Linked DNA regions of Homo sapiens: region 2 is linked to region 1. Evidence: chromatin contacts called from ENCODE Hi-C or POLR2A ChIA-PET data. All regions are on one chromosome and are shown on one strand. Each heading gives the region's core, a stretch centred on a gene start or an enhancer-like site at or near the end of the contact. The rest is flanking DNA. Distances are from core to core; before and after follow the strand shown.

What was found. Hi-C counts contacts between places; a loop is a spot of excess contacts on that map. ChIA-PET counts read pairs that join two places held with the same protein, here RNA polymerase II (POLR2A). Pooled maps may share reads with other maps.
Region 2: a map of naive thymus-derived CD4-positive, alpha-beta T cell shows a loop between it and region 1 (4-fold over the local background). The contact joins the promoter of MAPKAPK3 here to the enhancer-like site in region 1. A Hi-C loop is called at or near these places in 1 of 168 maps with a recorded cell type or tissue (naive thymus-derived CD4-positive, alpha-beta T cell) and 7 of 50 pooled maps. POLR2A ChIA-PET finds 5 or more read pairs at or near these places in 2 of 52 experiments (both activated naive CD4-positive, alpha-beta T cell).

The regions. Positions count from the first base shown.
Region 1 is chr3:50,447,250-50,452,814 of GRCh38, forward strand. The region is part of intron 2 of CACNA2D2 (calcium voltage-gated channel auxiliary subunit alpha2delta 2); the gene reads right to left. Among named protein-coding and RNA genes, the nearest start is that of CACNA2D2, 54 kb to the right of the region's middle. RefSeq lists an enhancer at 1-202. Within about 2 kb of position 3,027, at least 22 of the 41 ENCODE cell types and tissues checked have a DNase peak (open chromatin) inside an H3K27ac peak, as active enhancers do.
Region 2 is chr3:50,613,873-50,619,437 of GRCh38, forward strand. MAPKAPK3 (MAPK activated protein kinase 3) reads left to right here and starts at 3,279. Exons shown (of 11, transcript NM_001243925.2): 1 at 3,279-3,369; 2 at 3,642-3,912. The coding sequence starts at 3,694. RefSeq lists enhancers at 2,042-2,131, 2,999-3,952, 3,953-4,905 and silencers at 3,223-3,272, 3,283-3,332, 3,583-3,732.

The DNA of each region.
Region 1 (5,565 bases), core at 1,777-4,276:
ACAGGCTGGAGGCCTGGATCCCCACATGCAGTGTGACCTTGTCTCCCCCACCGCCCCCTTCTCGTGGTCAGGTGCCCATGGGGTCTTGGAGGCGATGGTGCCCTGGGCTTCCACATCGTCTGTCGGCAACCTCCAGCAGGAAGGAGGGAGGCCTGCACTTCTAGCTCTGTCAAGGGCTCCCTGAGCAAGGAGGCGGTGAGGGCAATGACGCCAGGAGGACAAGAGCGGAACAAATTGCCCTGATTATGTAAGGCAGCTCTACTTCCTCCTTAGGAGGGAGAGAACTGGGAGCTAGGTTCCCCCCTGCCCCATGTCCCTCCCATACCACTGGGCCTGCTAGGAGACCCCTCAACAGAGGCTCACTCAGTCCGCCCCTGGGGCCTGCAGGGCGTGACTGGGGCAAGTGGCCTGAGTTGGTCCTGCTCAGTCACTGCTCCTCCAGTGTCTTTGAGCATACATGAGCCCCTCCAGGTTTCCTGCCTGCACCCTGAGCTGGCAGCCTCCCTGCCTGCTTGCCCAGAACTCCACACCCCAGGCCTCTCCCTGCCCCAGTCACCACAGAGCCTGGGGAACTCTGACCTCTTCCAGAATCCAACCAAGGTCACATCCAGAATGCCACACCCTGACTGGATCAGGGCTCAGGTACGCTCTTCTAAGTGCCCCACAGAGGTCTAAGCAGGGAGCCCTCCTTTTTAGGCCCCAGAACAGGCTAAGAGTCAGACCAGCCATATCCTCAACCTGGCCTCTGGACTACCCGTCCCCTCCATGAACAAAACCTAGCCTCCCCCAGGGCCTTGAGCCCTCTGAGTTGCTATCACTTCCCCCTACCCTAGGGCCCTTAGGGAATGCTGGAGATGCCCTAGGCTGAAGCTCCTAGGTGGCAACCATGTGGCTCCTCCCTGGCACAGGGCAGGCATTCCCTGGACAGGCCCCTTTACCAGTTAGGCCTGGGTATGTTCTGCTCTGCAGGGTTGCCCTGCAAAGGAGGCTGGGAAACCCTCTCCCATATAGTATTACGCTTTGTGGAGTCATCAACGTGACTGGAAGCTCTGGCTATCAAGCTCTTTGAGTTTACAATGCTGGGAGGTTTAGGGTTCCTAAACTGCAAATTTATCTCCTGCCATAAACCCAGATGATGCAGAAGCCAGTGTGTGCCTGAGTGTATCTGTACATGTATGTAGGAATGTTCACTGGTGAGCACATAGGAAGCGTGATGGTGCTTCCATGGGCACCTCAGGCCCAAGCACATGACCCAGTGTATGTCTCCAGGTACTCACATATCCTGGTGCCTGTGTGTCGATGCACATATGTATCCTGGTGTGTATATGCCCAGGTTTATGGCGCATGTTGGGGGAAGGCTCGCAATGAACAAAGTAAGGTGCATGTGTTCCTGAGCTCAGCCCTGAGCTCCTGTGCTCAAGTACAGCACACAGTAGGTCTCAGGGAACATCTGTGTGTGTGCACAGGCCCAGGGTACCCTCAAGCAGACCAGTCCCTGCCCTTCTGCCCACCATTTCAGAGGGACTAGAGCCCTGCACTGGTCACATCCCTAGAGCCAGGCCACCCACACTGTGCTGGTGCCCGCTTCTAGCCACTACCCCCACAGACCCTGAGAACACCCCATTGATGGCGCAGGCTGCAACAGAGACAGTCTGAGGCACAGATTCCCTCCTGCATGTGGGGGAGAGCCGCAGCGAAGCCCTCAGGCAAGGGATCCTTCCTGCCCACCCCCATCCCACAGACAAGAGGATCTGGAAACATCACGAAAACGACTGATCTTCCTGCTGATGGTGGGCGAGAAAAAATTATCTTTCTCTGAACACTAAAAATAAAGCCCAGTTTCCTAAAAGCAGGGCCCTTCTTAGCCAGTGGCTTAGAGAGGCTTCATCACTGAACTCCTAAGGTAGATTCGTTGAAGCCAAGAGAGGAACAAACCCTCGGCTGCCTCATTGAGGGGCTCAGCCTCGGAGCAAGATGGCAGCCCCCCACCCCTGTGATCCAACCCTGGACCTAGGACCTCACCATGAGCCCTGATGATGCTATCAGAGGTGGGCAGGAAGAGGGTAGCAGGAATTGGGTCCATATGCTGCTCGTGCCCAGCTAATGGGCTGACAAATTAGCAGGTCTCCCCTCTAGGAGGTGATGCATGAGCAGTCGCCCAGGAGAGCTGGGGGATGGGCCACCCTCCATAGCACTCCTTAGGCTCAACCCTGATGCCACCTCCATGGCTGCGCAGCCCTGCTGAGATTCCTCAGGGGTAGTGGTTGGGACTAGGGGGTGACTGTGGATTTTAGGCATGGGGAAGGCAGAAAGGGCATAAAAGGGCAGACCCAGCCTCAGAAGCCATACAAAAACAAGCCCAGCCAAGAAGGCCCAAATCAAGGCCAGGGATGAAAATAGTGTCAGCCTGAAAGGACACCATTAAGAAGGGTCTTAAAGCGTGGCCCTGTGATGCCTCCGCCACACCACACTCAGAATGACCTTGAGGCCATGAAGAGAGGGTGGCCTGGGGCGGGGGGAGCCTGTACTCCCAGGACTGCCCACCACACTCCCCATCAGAGACACAGGCATTCAGCCCGGGCCCTAGGGACTGAGTAGGTGGGAGAGAGACCTAGGGCTGGGTTCTGGGGCTTCACCCATGAAGTGGAGCTGCTTCTCCCACACAATGACAGGACTGTCACCACCCAAGCTCACAAGGGCTGTGGAGGGGACATAGTGGGAGGTGAGGCTCCATGTGAGGAGGGGTCCATGGAGCCTGACTCAAAGCAAACTGCAGCCTCCAGAGTTTGTGAGCCCCAAGCCACAGAAGGGGGCAAGCTAAAGGTGGCCCCCAGGTCTCAACCAGTCCTCTCAGTGGAGACTTAGGCCAACCTGAAAGCCCAATATTCTTGATTTGCCCCCAAAATCACTATACAGCCCCACCTTCCATGCACACAGGACATCTAAAATGGGGCAGGATTCACACATTCTTTTGACAGCGGATCGGCCTGGCTCCCTTTGAGGGCCCTCGGGTCAGGTGAGGCAGTCCCTGACCCAGTTCCTGTGTGGGCTTCCTGTGCAAATGGGCCCCAAGCCCCACCTACCCCCGCACCGCCTCCCCTACCCTGCCCCCGCCCCGTGTAAACAGAACCCGCCACTCTCTCCCAGGAGCTGCTAATTCCTCGCCAGAACTGCTCGGACGTGAAATTGGAGTGAGACAATGTGTGTTTAAGGAAATGAATCTCGAATCTTAAGAGGCTCTGGAGCCCGCCCTGCACCCCCATCACCCTGCTCTCGCCCACCAGAGCCAGGAAAGGAGCACTTGGCATCAGAGAAGAGAAAGGCGGAGGTGACATTCAGCGCCAAATTAGCAGCCGCCACAGCCAAATATTGTACTTGCCTCCAATCTTCTTTTATTTTTCCAAAGAAAAGGCTTTTACAGAGTGAAAGAGGCTGTTGGAACACTGAGGCTGATGATCGTTTGTAAAAGGCAGGCCTGCTGCGCGCATGCCTGACTCAGAGCCTTCCCTTCCCATCGGCAGGCCTCCCCTCCCTGCCCACAGTCACATCCGCAAGACGCCCGCCGACGTCACACCCCACCGCACCAGCCACACTGGCCGATGTCACGGGTGTCCTTAGCCAACAAGACCCAGGGGCTCTGACCCTGTGCCAGTCCTGGACATGGGACCTGCCTCTGAGCTGTCTCCCCGCCTACATGGGGCCCTTGGAAATGAGGACTCATTTGTGGTGTGTACAAAACCACTGTGCCTACAGAGGCCTCAAAAGTGACCAGTCCATGACCTCTGTAGGGGCTCCTCATCCACCCCAATGGCCCTTAGTGCCCCCTCCATGGACAGCCACCCTGCCTCTGCCATCATCACTTTTATCCCTCCCACCAGGGGCTGTTTTTTTTTGAGACGGAGTTTCACTTTTGTTGCCCAGGCTGGAGTGCAATGGCGCGATCTCGGCTCATTGCAACCTCTGCCCCCTGGGTTCAAGCGATTCCCCTGCCTCAGCCTCCCGAGTACCTGGGATTACAGGTGTGCGCCACCATGCCCAGCTAATTTTTTGTATTTTTAGTAAAGATGGGTTTCACCATATTGGCCAGGCTGGTCTTGAACTCCTGACCTCAGGTGATCTGCCCACCTCGGCCTCCCAAAGTGCTGGGATTACAGGCATGAGTCAACACGCACGGCCCAGGGGCTGTTTTAAGGCCCCTCCCCAGGCTGCCTGACACTTTGTTGAACACTACCAGTCATCCTGAAGTTCAGGCCCCTGAACCCAGCCTACCTCCATCCACGCTAATTAACCCACTGAGCAGGCTGAGCAGATACCCTCTGCATGCCCCTCCACTATTTTCATCCCTGGCCCCTTGACCAAGTGCTTGGACAACTTCCATGGGTTTTATCGATGGTACAGACTTAGCCCATGTCTCCCATTTCCTCAAACCTGGCTGCCAGGGGCCTGTCCAGTGAGAGGATGGGGAGCCTGCTGAGAGGCCCCCTAGTTCCCACCTGGATGGTGACTGGAACCTGGCCCTGTCCCACAGGTGCACCCTTCAAGCTCACACTGTGTCTCAGAGCCCACCTCAGACCCCACTCCTAACCAACCCCAGGAGGTGGAGGCGTGGCAATGGTCCATTTTGCAGGTGGGATACTGGGTTCAGAGAGTTCTTGTGACTCACCCGAGGCCTCAGCGCTGGCAAGAGGCATAACCAGAACCTGGGTCCAAGCTGCACAAGTCTCATGATGTGGATGCTGGGCTGCATCACCCAGATTACCCCTTCGGCACGAGGCCCTCATCCCCTCACTGCCAAGGGTGTTGCCTGCTGACTCCTCTCATCCGAGTCCCTCCCCAGGCTGTACCCCGAGCAGATGTGGCTCCACTGCCTGTGGTCACAGAGGTGGAGTGGGGGTGCACAGAGGCCTGGTCCCTTGGCCTCAATGGGGACAGCTCTGATGGGCCAGCCCACCTCCAGGGCTGTCTGTGGAATTGGCTCAGGCTTGAGAATGCCTCACAGCCCAACTTTTCCTGCTGCCCAACCCTGCGTCCTTCACCCCTCACAGGTGTGGTTCCCAAGAGTACTCTCCAGTAAACACCTGCACATGACCTCCATCTCAGAGTCTGACTCCAGGGAATGGACCCTATCGGAGCTGGTGCCAGAAGTGGTCCCAGAAGGCCAACCCTAAAGTGGGCATTGTTGTGCTGACGAGAACCTCTCCATGGAGGCAGGGGGAGCCCTGACAATCCTGACATGTGATGGATGTAACTGCTCATTGTGAACCAGCTTGGGATACCTGTGAATGGGTGCAACATCTCAGGTGTCAGACAGGCTCAGGGAAGTGTAATTATAAGAACTATGGAATGGGATGGCTGTGGCTGGGAGCTATCAATGCTTTGGAGAAAGACAAGGCAAGACTGAGTAAGATTCAAAACAAATTTACGGTGAAATGTGAACATGAGAAGCCCCCTTGGCAGGATATAAGATGATTCTCATCTGCAACCAGAGGCAGAAAAGCACAGGACTTTATCACAAGAGTCAAAGATCCTCAGGGGGTTATAGTTTCAATCCCAGCAGGCTGGTTA
Region 2 (5,565 bases), core at 2,029-4,528, 170 kb after region 1:
CACACTTCCTCCTACTTCCTCTATGGGTGCTGGTGATCTGCCGACTCCTAGACATCCAGCTTTAAGGTCCTCAGTGAAGCTTCTCTGCCCCCAGGCCTGTCCATGTCAGAGCACCATGGGTGTCCCTTTGAAAGTATCTCCTACAGGTCAGTGATTATGCAGTCTATGTGTAAACCAAAGGGTTCCAAGGGTTTTGGCCTTCCAACTATTTTTGTGTGTGTGTGAATATGACAGCACTGTGCACCTCACCTGCATGCTGGGAACAGTGATGTGCCCCTGTTCTGCCCCAAGTACTAAGTTGGGTCCCTCTGGCCAACTTAGTACTTAATTCTCCTGCCCTGGCTGCTCCCTAGAAACCCTGGCTCTGATTGCTGGGCCCACACTGCCACCTAGCGGTGCCCCCTCTCATGCCCTCACTAGCCAAATTTCCATAGATTCTTCTCTTCTAGGATAATCCCTCTCCTGCACCCCAGGGATTGAACTTACTGCAAGATTCCCCTGCCACTCCCTACCCAGAACAATCACAAGATGAATCACAAGAATACACAGCAGTGCCTTCCCAAAAGTCTCGCTCATTTGGCCTCCATCCTCTCACCATGTACAGCCTCCCCTCTCCAGTAAGGACAGAGTGTGTGTGTGTGTGTGTGTGTGTGTGTGTGTGTGTGTGTGTAGGATTTAGCCCCCCTCACTTTAAGCTATTCCAAAGTCTCTGTCCCCTTGGACACACAGCTACATGAAGGGCTGTGTGGCAGAGTCTGCCATCATGAACCCACTCCTGACCAGACCTAGCCATCCTGCATGCCAAATCCTCCCATCATTGTGGAGGGGATGCTGCAGGTGGTTGCTGGAACATGAGCACTAAGGGAAACCACATATTCTGACTTTCCTGGGCTAAGTGAGTAGTTTCAAGGCATCTCTCCGATGGACCCATGTGGGGAATGCGTGTGCCTGTGGAAGCATGGACACTGGTTATAGGGACTGGGAGGGGAGAAGCAGCACCTTTGCCTTACTTTTCATACTTCTGTATAATTTGAATTAATTACAATGAGGAAGTTTTACTTATGCAACTTAAAATTTTAATAAAAGAGACCAGCTTAAAAAATACAATTATAAAATTTGTAGAGCAATTATAATCTAATTCCATTTTAAAGAAAGAAGACATCTTCACAGAACATTCAGTGGGATGCCTTTGGCTGGGGCAAGGAGCCAGCCTCCACCCTCAGCTGCCTAGCCTTCTGCTCACCAGAATGACATCTTGCTCAGCCTCAGGTTCACCAGGCTCAAACTAGTTGCCTTCAGAGAGCAGAGAGCCTTCTTTGGCTCCCCCCAGCAGTAGAAGATTCCAGATCATAGGGCTTTCAAAGAGGCTCTGAGATCTTGAATCAGATTCTCAGGTTGGGCTCAGGGACATCAATCCTGGGTCCAGCTGGGCATAAATGCATGTGTGTGTGCACATGTGCATGTGTATCTGTGTGCATGTGTGTTATATGCATGTGTGTTTATACGTGTTATATGCATGTGTGTGCACATGTGTAAAGGTGTGACTGCATGTGTACATGTGTGAGAGTATGTTTGCACATGTGGCTGTGTGAGGAGCCAGAAAGGACTAGGAGAGGAGGCCATGGTTTGAGGATAAGAGCCCAGCCCTGAGGTTGTGCTTTGGAGTTGGAATGGGGGCTCTGTCATGACAGCTGCTGACCTCAGACAGGTCACTTAACCTCTCTGGGCTTTTCTGTCCTGTGTGTCTGTAGTGTGGGGCAGAAGGGATAGTGTGACCTCCTCTAGGCTCTGTAAGGTCAGGGGGTTGCAGGGAGAGCACATTCCCAGCATCTGGTCTGCAAGAAGTGTTCACTATGGCCAGCTGAGGCTATTGTCTGGAGCCTCCTGCTTCACTGAACACTGCTAGCTTGAAGGTTGCCTGAAAGAAATAGGGGCAGAGCCCCAACCCCATCTCCACTCAACATCTGCACACAGTGGGTACCCACTAATAAGTTGTAGCACCCTTTCAGTCACTCATTCACTCATTCATTGACAGAAGATCATCTTTCCAAGAGCTACTTCTCTGATGAGCCTGCACATGCAGCCCAGGGGTCCGTGAGTGTGCGTGTGTTAACCAGAGGGGCTGAGGGGGAGGCGCTCACTGGGCCTAAATTCCGGAGCCAAGAGTAGGATGGCTGGAAGACGCCTCTGAGTGGAACCGAGGTCCTGGTACCTGCAGTCCTGTAGATGGCCTGTAGATGACAGCAGAGGCCCATGCAGAGCCCCTGCGCTGAGCCGCACCTTCCCAGTTCCAAGTGAGCCAGCTCGCTCAGGTCCCTCAGCTTCCGGATTGGGGGAGTGATGTGATGTGCGCAAGTAGTTCAGATCTGTCCCAGAAGACAGCCACAGCCACCCTCCCTATGGCTCTAGACAAGTTGTTTTCTCCCCAGGGGTCCCAGTTTCCTCATCTGTGAAATGAGAGTTGCTTAACAGCCGGTGTTGGGAAAACTGGCTCAAAATACGTAAGGTAGTCTAAGATGGGCTTAACAGAGACTTATATGTGCAAGGCAAAACTAGAAAGCTAATGGAGAATATCTGTCACTCGGATGGGAGACAGAGACTTTTTAAACACGACGCCAAAAGCCCAAACCATAAGGTGAAATGTTGGCGGATCTGATCAAATGGCAACTCGGGATTTCTGGTCCCCAGGATGCTGTATATACCAAAGGGAAGCAGCGAGTCAAGGGCATAAGCGGGAGCTGCAAAAAGGGGGCAGTCGCCAGTGCTGGAGACTCCCAGAGCCACCAGAGACTAAAGAGTGGCGAATTCAACAACGACAAGATGCCACCTCCCTCGGCATGTTTAAAAAGTTGAGTACGCTGAGGGTTGGCCAACACTAGGCAAGTCGGAAGCCTAGCAAGCCATACTGGAGGGCCACCTGGCAGCGTGCAGAGCAAACACCCGACTCAAGGAGAGCTTTCAAGAGAAATAAGACGTCCTGCGCTGTCACGTTCTAGGTTGCGAGTAAAACCCGGGACCCGCACAGTAGCGGACTGCCAGTACAGGGGCCTCCCTGGGTGTCCCTGGAAACCGAGGAAGTAACCGCCCCCTCGGGAAGCCACGCCTCCTATTTTGTTCCGGCTCGGGGGCGGGACCCAGCCGGGGCCCGCCTGGCCCTTTAAGGCTGACCTAGCGGGGCCCCAAGTTGGGATGACGCGCAGGGAGCGGGGGGTGGAGTGGGGGAGTGGGGGAGGGGGGGGTGGGGAGGGGGGGGAGGTCACGTGGGCGCCGGCAGCGCGACTCTCGGCCCTGGGATTTCTGCGGCCGCCAGCTCCCGCGACCGCCTCTCCTGCCCCTCGCCGGTACCTCAGCAAGGTGCGTTGCCGCCAGGTACGCCCTCGCTGGGCCCCCTCTGCGGCCTCCTCCGGGGACCTCGCGGCCATTAGGCGCCCGGCCCCTTCCCTTCTTGACACGTGCCCGGGCGGTGCTCGCTTGTACCCCGCCGCGCGACCACCGCCCCTTGCTGCACGTCTGTACTCTCAGGCCGTTCGTCCCGCACTCCCAGCTTGCCCCGGGCTCGCAGCCCAGCCCAGTTCAGAGGCTCCAAGGCTGGGGTGTGTTGGAAAAGTCTGGGCGGGACTCACTCTTCCCCTTTCCCCCAGGTGCCACTAGAAGCGCCAGGCTGGGGCCGCCTCTGAGCGCCCCGCGGGGGCCATGGATGGTGAAACAGCAGAGGAGCAGGGGGGCCCTGTGCCCCCGCCAGTTGCACCCGGCGGACCCGGCTTGGGCGGTGCTCCGGGGGGGCGGCGGGAGCCCAAGAAGTACGCAGTGACCGACGACTACCAGTTGTCCAAGCAGGTGCTGGGCCTGGGTGTGAACGGCAAAGTGCTGGAGTGCTTCCATCGGCGCACTGGACAGAAGTGTGCCCTGAAGGTCAGTGAGCCCTCACTGAGGCCTGGGGTATCCTGGAGGGTCCACAGCGGAAGCCTGTGAGTGAAGCTATGTCTAGCGCCCCTGCTAAGCTTCCTATGCTCAGCAACATGTTTCATCGTCATACTGTCCTGTAAGGTCAGGCTTGTGGTCCTCCCTACTTCACAGATGGGGAAACTGAGGCGTAGCCTAGCTAAGCTTTGAGTGTCCCAGTGAGCAAGGGGTGGAGTCACTATGGCTAGAGATGCTGTATCCGGAAGCAGGGAAGGGGTGACTCCTGACTCTGGGATTCTGGCTGGACCCATGTGTTCAGGCCCAAAGGGGATCTCTTGTTCAGCTTGGCTGCCCCTTCCATGTGAAGCTCCTCTGACTGGAATGGATCTGTTTCCCTTTGCTGGAAGCTGAGACCCCACCAAGGCTTGGGTGGGACTGCTTCTTCCCTGTGGCCCCTGCCTGTCTGGGCTGGAGTGGTGTGAGCCTCCCAGGGCTGGCCAGAGGACAAGGCTGATGCCCACTGCACCTGTGGAGCCTCAGGAGGCTGCTGATAGACTCCTGACGAGTCGCTGGTCCCGTGTTGAAAGGGACAGGCCCTGGGCCAACCCACCCCTGGTTCCTGGGCAGAGGGCGGGCCAGCCATCTAGCCACCTCAGACTATAGGCTCCCTGGAGACCTGGCATGCTGATATAGGTGGCATGGTGGGGGTCAGGGGGATGCTGGGGGCGGGTACCTGGTTCCAGCTTAAGGCATACAGTTCTGGGCCTAGGGCCACACCCCATACCCAGAATCCCTTGAATCTGTCATCTCTGGGGTCTTTACTCATTTGTAGCTTGTGCCAATGGATGGGTAGAGCATGGCAGGGATAGTGGCTCCTGGAGGCTAGAAGTACAGCAAAGGCCCTTCTCATTTTACAAAAGATTTTTTTTTTTTGAGGCAGAGTCTCACTCTGTCGCCAGGCTGGAGTGCAGTGGCACAATCTCAGCTCACTGCAACCTCCACCTCCCAGGTTCAAGCGATTTTACTGCCTCAGCCTCCTGAGTAGCTGGGACTACAGGCGTGCGCCACCACGCCCAGCTAATTTTTTGTATTTTTAGTAGAGACAGGGTTTCACCATGTTGGCCAGGATGGTCTCGATCTCTTGACCTCGTGATCTGCCTGCCTTGGCCTCCCAAAGTGCTGGGATTACAGGCGTGAGCCACCGTGCCCGGCCTTTACACAAGTTTTAATTATGAGTCCAAGTGCAGAGTCCTCTAGATATGGCTAATAGCTATCCTGTGTTTGCCAGTTTCATGACCTTGGATGATATCCTAGACTCTGGAAGCCAGGTTTCTGCATCTATTCATGGGGAAAGATAAGGAGTTGTTGTGAACATGAAATGAGATTATACATTTAAAGCACTTGGTACAGGACCTGATACAGGTCTGGAGAGGTTACAGGACTTATTTAAGGCACAAGGTCTTAAAGCATCTGAGCAGGGAGCTGGACCCAGCTCTCTGTGTCTTTCCCAGGACCACTAGGGCCAACAGAGGAGGTTGTCTCCCCGGAGTACCTTGGAGGGGAACATGCGGGTGGGTCTAGGAGAGGATCAGGGTTGGGCTGGTGGGGCTGGGCCCCAGGTATAGCTTCTTTGCCCACTAACCCAGCAGTCGAATGGGGTCG